3 separate regions of the Mus musculus genome follow, and regions 2 and 3 are each linked to region 1. The links are chromatin loops, found by intact Hi-C in ENCODE. Cell type or tissue: left cerebral cortex. All regions are shown on one strand.

Region 1 (2,500 bases):
GGGTGTTCAGAACCATGGACAGCTCTGGGAAAGCAATGAGGAGCCTCTTCTCCCCCCCCCTTCTCTTATGCGCTCTCTCTCTCTCTCTCTCTCTCTCTCTCTCTCTCTCTCTCTCTCTCTCTCTCTCTCTCTCTCTCTCTCTCTCTCTTTCTCTCTCTCTCTCTCTCTCTCTCTCTCTCTCTCAACCAGATGTGCTAGTGAGCATAGCAAAGTGGTCCAAAATAGTCACATATCTGCTTTCTGGTTTGGAGAGAGGAGGGGGAGAGGAGGGAGAGGGACATGGGACAGAGACAGGGAGAGGTAGAGGTGTAATATGAGATCCTTCAATCGTGATATATCTAGCAGTTTTTTAAATACAAAGAGAGTTTATCAGTTACCTTTAATTGCATGCAAACTGCAGCCTCTTGAAGTTCTTGGAAGAAGGATGATTTGATTTGTGTCTCTGTTTTTTGGTAAATGTTTTGCCAAATTTTAAAAAGGAAGTTTTTTTTTTTTTAAATTGAGGCTACATCTAGCTCTATGTCATTAGTTCGACTCTATATCAGAAACTTAATTAATGCTTCTTTGAGTACATAGGAGGTAAATGCCATGATGCTATAGATGCATGTAGGAAGTGAAAAGGTTGATGAGAATGTATACAAATTTGTTCACCACCTCACATGGCTATTTTTGTTGATTTTGTGGTAAGAGCAGCTGAAATCTACTCTTTTGTCATGACCGCTTCACATGACAGTTGTATTACGGATAAAGCACCTGATGAGCACTGCCCCCCATGCTTCTTTATTCCTCACAACTGCTGCTTTGTAGAAAATGGATGTATGTATCATAGCCTAATAATGGAAAAAAATATACACACCACAGAATACTAAGCACACCTGACCAATGCCCATGTGCATGGTTGCATGCACATACACGTTTCTGGTTCTTGCAGGACACAAACACAGTGTTTGAACTTGATGTATCTGAGTTGGAGGAAGGCACCCTTCAGAACTCTCATGGTGGATGTCTGTCGCACTGATGCTGACCTCAAACTTGCCTTGAAAAGCAGTTCTAGCTATGCACCAGAATGAAAAGAGGGAGCTGCCAGCTCTCAGCTAGGATCTTTTAAAACAAACAAACAAACCAAGCCAGATGGGTGGAGACCCGCTGATGCTCCCAGCATTGTCTGTCCATTCTGCTAGCGACATCTAGAGCCTGCTTAGCAAAGCAAACTCATCCCAGACCCATAATCCAAAGCTTTTAAGCCAGATTTCAGTGTGTGTGTGTGTGTGTGTGTGTGTGTGTGTGTGTGTGTGTGTGTGTTTCTTGCCTGCATTGCAACCCAGTTATATCCACAGGATGCTAAGTAAATACAATCATCCAGAATTATTTATTGTTCAATACCACCCTCAAAGAATTCTAGTTCTTTAAACCAGTGTAATAATCTGTCTCTTTTCCCTAACTGATCCACTAGAGTGACATTAGTCTGTGGTATCTTTTTCTAGAAAGGGGAATCTGGAAATGACCAGGAAAAAAAAAAGATGCATGATGCATGGCTGTGGGTGGGCCTCCCACCAACTCCTGTTACCTCTGTGGCAGTCCCTATACCATCATAAAACAACCCACAAACCCAGCAATTAACAGTAGCATGGCCTCCCTGGTCTTGTAAGATGTGGCAATTGAGACCCCCCAGTCCTATGGAAGGATACATCATTGCTCTGTGCAGATCTTTTGCACCAAAAATTACTAAACACTGAAGTGTTGCTACTTGAGACCCTAGATGTTTCACGGGCACACTTCCTGTTTCCTCCAGGGTTATGGGTTGCCCTGCTTTGCAAGAGTGAAGGAGACTAAAAGGCTTGGGCAAAGACCCAGGAGCTGCAGAATCACACTGAAAAAGGACCCCAGTAACCCCACAGATACTGCACTGCTGTCTTTAAGGGCCTGCCTGAGGACTCACCTGGGAGTTGTCTTCTGTCCCTGGGAACAAGTCTCAGGAAAATCACTCCCTGAAAGTCCTAGTGGTACCAACTGCTGGGAGGGCTCAGTACAAGACCTTTGACCCATTTCTGTGGCCACTCTTACCCTGAAAGAATCCTTGATTGCTAGGTGAATATGCAAATTCAGTCTTTGAAGCTCAGACTTCCAGCCTCAATAGTAAGAGACCCCTCTGAGAACTTCTTTAGGAAGGAGCATGGTCCAAGTTGAGTTGCTGGATCACAGGCATGCAGCCCCAATTAGTATGCGTAGTGAGAGCTTTATTGGGTCTGGGTCAGAGGCCAGGGCTCTAAAGCCAGGACTTCTTTTTTATAAGAGCACCATAGGTCTAATCCTTGGGTGTAGAGAGAAGGTGTCTGGGGACAGTGAAAGGGGGGCAGAGTGGAGAGGAGAGGAGGGTCATCTCGGTTGGATAGTTGCTGTGACAAGTGGTAGGAAGAGAAAAGCAGCCTGAACTAGCTGTTCCCCGAGCCATAAAGCAGAAAATTAAACTAAAAACACAACTCCACGCATACACACATCT
Region 2 (2,500 bases), 560 kb before region 1:
CTTTTTCTTTCACATACTATATTTTTATTAGATATTTTCATTATTTACATTTAAAATGTTAACCCCTTTCCTGGTTTCCCCTCTGAAAACACCCTATCCCATCTCCTCTCCCCCTGCTTCTTTTTTTAAAAAATATTATCTTTTATTAGATATTTTCTTTATTTACATTTCAAATGTTATTGCCTTTCCTCCTTTCCTCTCTGAAACCCCCTATCCCATCCCCCTCTTCCTACTCACCCACCCACTCCTGCTTCCCTGTCCTGGCATTCCCCTACACTGGGGTATCAAGTCTTCACAGGACCAAGGGTCTCTCCTCCCATTGATGTCCAACAAGGCCAGAGGATGTATTTTTCTACTACAGTAGTTAGTGAGCATTTGTAAGTTACAGACACATGGCAATACTATTGGAATCCTCTGAGTGATCTGGGGATGGGCTCAGGGATGGCGGAAGCCTGCCCAGTATCTGGGATATGTGAAGCATATCCATAGCCACGAGCTATGATATGCTCATGATCCATGAGCCAGCATGCAACCCATTCAACCATGGCCCAGTGATGATGGAGACTGCTAGTAGGAGGAGCCTGAGCCAGTCATCCCCAGTCACAGCATAGGGATAGACAGAACTCGGTTGATCCCCTTCTTTCTGTTACTGTACAATTAAGAGTGCTGTCACCTAGATAATCTGCTACACTCTACTCAATACAGAAATCCACTCAATGCATGCCTGGCTTCAACACTACTGATTGCCATCTTTTAATAAGATAAGAGACAGACAAGGGTGGAGTTTAGCTCATCCTAGGAACCACTTGGAGGACTCAACCATTGCTGTGGTGGCCTGTGATATCTGGGTCCAAGAAAATTTGCAAAGTACATAAATAACACACCTGATAGATCTGGACTCGGAAATAAATGGCCTCATTCTAAATATGGAAAGCCTTATTTATTCCTGCTTGCATCTGCTGCCTTCTCCTGCCACTAAACACATTATCCAAGGTGCCGGGTGTGGAATTTAGTGGGAGGTTAAAAAAGAAATCAGAGAATATCAAGCCAGAAGGCAAATGCGGCTTTGGCCTCGCAAGGCTTGAAACATCCCGTGCTAATCAGCACCGTTATTTGCGTATTACACATGGCTAGCAAAGCTCCTTATCATCAGAGATCAGCAAATTCTCACAAATACCTGAGAGCAGTAGTGTGTTCTGCACATGACTAAGGCAGCCACCAGGTGGCAGCATTTTTACCGTTTATTCCTTCACTGAGGTTTTGCTTTTCTTATAGAATTTTCACCTTGCAAGCCAGCCACGCTGTGCAGCAAGTCCAAGGACACTTACATGGATGCCTTAATTCTCTCTTAAGGCACTGTCAGGTATGAGGAGTGGTGACAGACACTCTTATTTATGACCGGGGACATTTTTAGTGAGGATTTTTTCTGGAGCAGCTTCTACAGGGCTACAGTCCATGGCTTTGCCTATATTCTCTCATGTCATATCAGGGCCTCATGTAGCCCAGGATAGCCTCCAAATTACCGTGTACCAGACAGTGACTATGACTTGATCCTTTTGTCTCCACCTCCTAAGTGTTGGGATTAGAGCATCATACCTGGTGTTATGTAGCGCAGTGAAAAATCTACTAGGGCTTCATGTATGCTCAGCAAACACGAACTGAGCTACAAACCGCTCCATAGTCTCAGATGCCTGTGTATCACCAGGGACATCCAGAGACTGGTGGACAGATCACTGAAGGGCCACTCACTGACTACGGCAGCTCAGCTATACTGCATCACAAAACAGGGTCCCTGTCATTCTCCTACAGAGGGCAGTAACTTGAAATTTCAACAGTGCCAAACACAAGCATGGCACTGACACTCTCATGCTAGACCTGTCAAGGTACCAGAGCCGCTGAATTGCACACGCCCCTCTCTTCCTATGTCTTCTGGGATCTTGGTGCACACAGACAGTTGTTCTTTACTATGGAAAGTGGAGGCGGCGTGGAGGCCTGTGAACTGGTGGCTGGCTCCAGCAGACTGCAAGGATATGCTCTCCAATTTTCCTCTTGCTTTTGTTTGTGCCTCATGGTGTGTTTTCCAGACTCCGCTGCACACTCCCATGAAGAGAGTATATATAGAAATCTCTGGAAAGGACACGGGAAACTTAAATCCCTAGTACCCTGGAGTCAAGTCAGCAAGACACAGAGAAGTCATAGAATTGTAGTCCTCAGCAGGATCTCAGCTTCCACTTGAGCTATGGTGGGGTGCTGCAGGCTGCAGCTGGTGACTGCTCTCCTACCCCATTCATCTCCATCTTATTTTCTCCAAATGTACATAGCCATTCAAAATGGCAGGCTCTGCCCTTTGCATAGCATGAAGGAAAAACTCAGCTTGGCTGAGGAATGACAGGCTCTGACATGTTGAGTTCATTGCTTGAACAGAGACCAAATTTTAGGGCTGCCCTGTGCTCTTAAGTCCAAGGGGCCCTTAAATCTCTACTACCCTCTTCAGAGCCCC
Region 3 (2,500 bases), 490 kb before region 1:
TATGTCCATATATAAACACTCAAAGCAGATTCACTCATAACAGCCTCCAATGGGAAACAACTTAGATGTCAATCAGAGGTTGTATGGATGAAAATTGGGTAAATATACATAGTGGGTCACAGGTACCTGCTCCAACATGGGAATCTCAAAGAAGGAATCTCCTCCAGGAAGAGAGTGAAACACACATGATACAACTCCATGTGCACACATTCTAGAGAGGCAGAGGGAACCATGCCTATGGCTCATGCCTGCAGTCTAGCACCTAGGAGGCCAAGGCAGGAGGAATACTGTGAATGTGAGGCCAACCCAAACTAAAAAGCCATTTCCGGGACAGTCTGGGATACAGACAGAAACTCTGTTCCAATAAGTGACATCAAAGAAAAGGGGAGGCAAGATGACATGGTGGTTGCCAGGAAAGGCCAGAGGGGTAGAAAGGGTATGTGGCACTTTGGGATGCAAATGTTCACACCTTGGCCACGGGTGATGCATCTATTGGGTTAACATCTGAAGGTGCAATCAGAGAGGTAAATTCTGCTGCAAGCAAATGGTGCTAGTCACCCAGTCACCCCATCACTGGACACACAGAGTTTATGTGGTGGACTCTTTATCCACCAGTCCCCCAACCCATCTTCTATATAGATTGTTTACCCACAGCCTGGTCAAGGCTGTCCTTTATGTTTACTCTAAGCCAATGCTGAAAAATGGTTGCTATTGGAGAGACAGAGACAGAGACAGAGACAGAGACAGAGACAGAGACAGAGACAGAGACAGAGACAGAGACAGACAGAGCAAGAGAGAGAGGAGACAGAGACAGAGACAGACAGAGCGAGCGAGAGAGAGAGAGAGAGAGAGAGAGAGTCTCCTGCTAGGAATAGTCCAAAATACTGAAAGGAAAAGGAAAGTGTCTAAATCAATATGAAATGCAACAGCTAGCAAGAGGTATGTGACCTTCCACTGTGTGTCCAGCACTTGCTTGGCACTCAGTTATATTGTGACCATATGGCCATATGGGGACATCACCTGATGCAGAGTAGCATTGATCTATAGTCAGATCTGTTGATAGCTGGCTTTGGGGACACACATACAGCTCTCTTTCGGGAGACTGACATACATGTGCCTCTTACTTTGCACAACTTAAAACCTGTCATGTGATTCCTCACACTAGAAAGAGATCAACAGCCCAGAGAGAGAAAACACAGTATCAGACACACTGATTTTTTTTTTTAAGGGAAAGGGTGTTTATCCAGGTTACATCAATAACAGCTGGAAGTTAAGGTATTGGGAGCTCGAAGCAATGGGGGAACATCATATCCATCCATTGTCATATGAAAGCCTTCAATACCAGCACTCAAGGACACACTGACTTACAACAGGTTCCCAGTGCTAAGAATCTGAAATGCAGGCTGAAGTTAAGACTATATCCCACTAGGTGGAGCCTGAGGGAAAGATGAGAGTAGGCAGACCTGGGAAGTTTTAGGAAAGGCTGCCTTGTAGAATGCATGTGCCCCTACAGAGCCTGTACTGGTTTCTACAGATGAAGGTACACACTTCAGATGACCTCATTAACATAAAGCTCTGGATGGAGTAACTGTGTCCAGAGTGGCAGACTCTTTTTGTGCTCACACAGTTGTGGTGGCTGGCTAGTGGTGGCTACAAAGACAAAACATCCTCAAGGAAGAAAGGAGGGAGAAGCAGTTGGCCATAGTCCAGGGCTCACAGAGTGTGGTGAGCTGTCCATGGTTCTGGAAATCTCGGTAGGACTCACCAATGCATGCCGTTTTAAGAATATCTTTCCAGTTTGCTTTCATGTTAGTAGCACTTCTCTAAGGGTAGGAATAATCTAGTGATGCAGGTCCTGGAAGCTTTGATGGTTGCTCGCTTTGCAAAGCTAGAAGTGTGTACTAGGTGGGTCCCAGAGACAAGAAATCTTCAGGGAAACATGCCAAGCTGCAAAGGAGCAGACCTGGATGCTGAGACTTCTCCATATGCCTTAATAAACTTGCTAGCCCTGTCTTTTCTATGCACTGGGCTCAACTCACAATTGGGGACAGATCACCAAGGATTATTTAGGAGGCTGTGGGACACAAGCACTTAACATCTGTCTTCATTTTCTAAGAGAACACCAGCCACCCATTCATAGGCACAATGCGTTTGACCTTTACACTACCAAACCCTCCCATGGTCCATGTCTGCAGGACCCCACACTGCATGAAGACTCCTAACTGAATGTAAGTCTCTCATCTCTACTGTCCTTCATCTACTCCATGCACAAGTGCTAAGTCTTGTTAAGAACTTATACCGCCTTTCCTATGCTCAACATATTTGGAGTGTTCTTATCATGCAGAGAAACCACCCCAGGCTGGAGTTCAAGTGACTCATTCTCCAAGCATATCCTACAATTCTCCTAGCTCTGCAGCTCTCCCTGTGCCTGGCTGCATTCACATCTTCCAGCCAGCATGGACTCCCTGCAGAGGCCAAGCTAGACGATGACTTTACCAGG

Evidence for each region. Peaks named below come from ENCODE experiments on the same cell type or tissue, not always from the same donor. Only the 100,000 strongest peaks of a DNase experiment are listed, where the experiment ranks them.
Region 2: it touches region 1 in a loop (3-fold over the local background); 5 of 42 quality-filtered maps call a loop at or near these places.
Region 3: a loop joins it to region 1, with 3 times the contacts of the local background. A loop is called at or near these places in 2 of 42 quality-filtered maps.

What each region holds. Positions count from the first base shown.
Region 1 is chr5:27,050,127-27,052,626 of GRCm38, reverse strand. All of the region lies in intron 1 of Dpp6 (dipeptidylpeptidase 6), which reads right to left. Among named protein-coding and RNA genes, the nearest start is that of Dpp6, 2.2 kb to the right of the region's middle. In left cerebral cortex, a CTCF peak has its summit at 1,188; a DNase peak (open chromatin) is centred at 1,188; H3K4me3 peaks cover 362 bases; H3K27ac peaks cover 82 bases.
Region 2 is chr5:27,614,739-27,617,238 of GRCm38, reverse strand. All of the region lies in intron 8 of Dpp6 (dipeptidylpeptidase 6), which reads right to left. Among named protein-coding and RNA genes, the nearest start is that of Gm16058, 62 kb to the right of the region's middle. In left cerebral cortex, a CTCF peak has its summit at 1,214 (motif pointing right); DNase peaks (open chromatin) are centred at 1,230 and 1,914.
Region 3 is chr5:27,544,132-27,546,631 of GRCm38, reverse strand. All of the region lies in intron 6 of Dpp6 (dipeptidylpeptidase 6), which reads right to left. Among named protein-coding and RNA genes, the nearest start is that of Gm16058, 8.6 kb to the left of the region's middle. In left cerebral cortex, a CTCF peak has its summit at 1,422 (motif pointing right); a DNase peak (open chromatin) is centred at 1,444.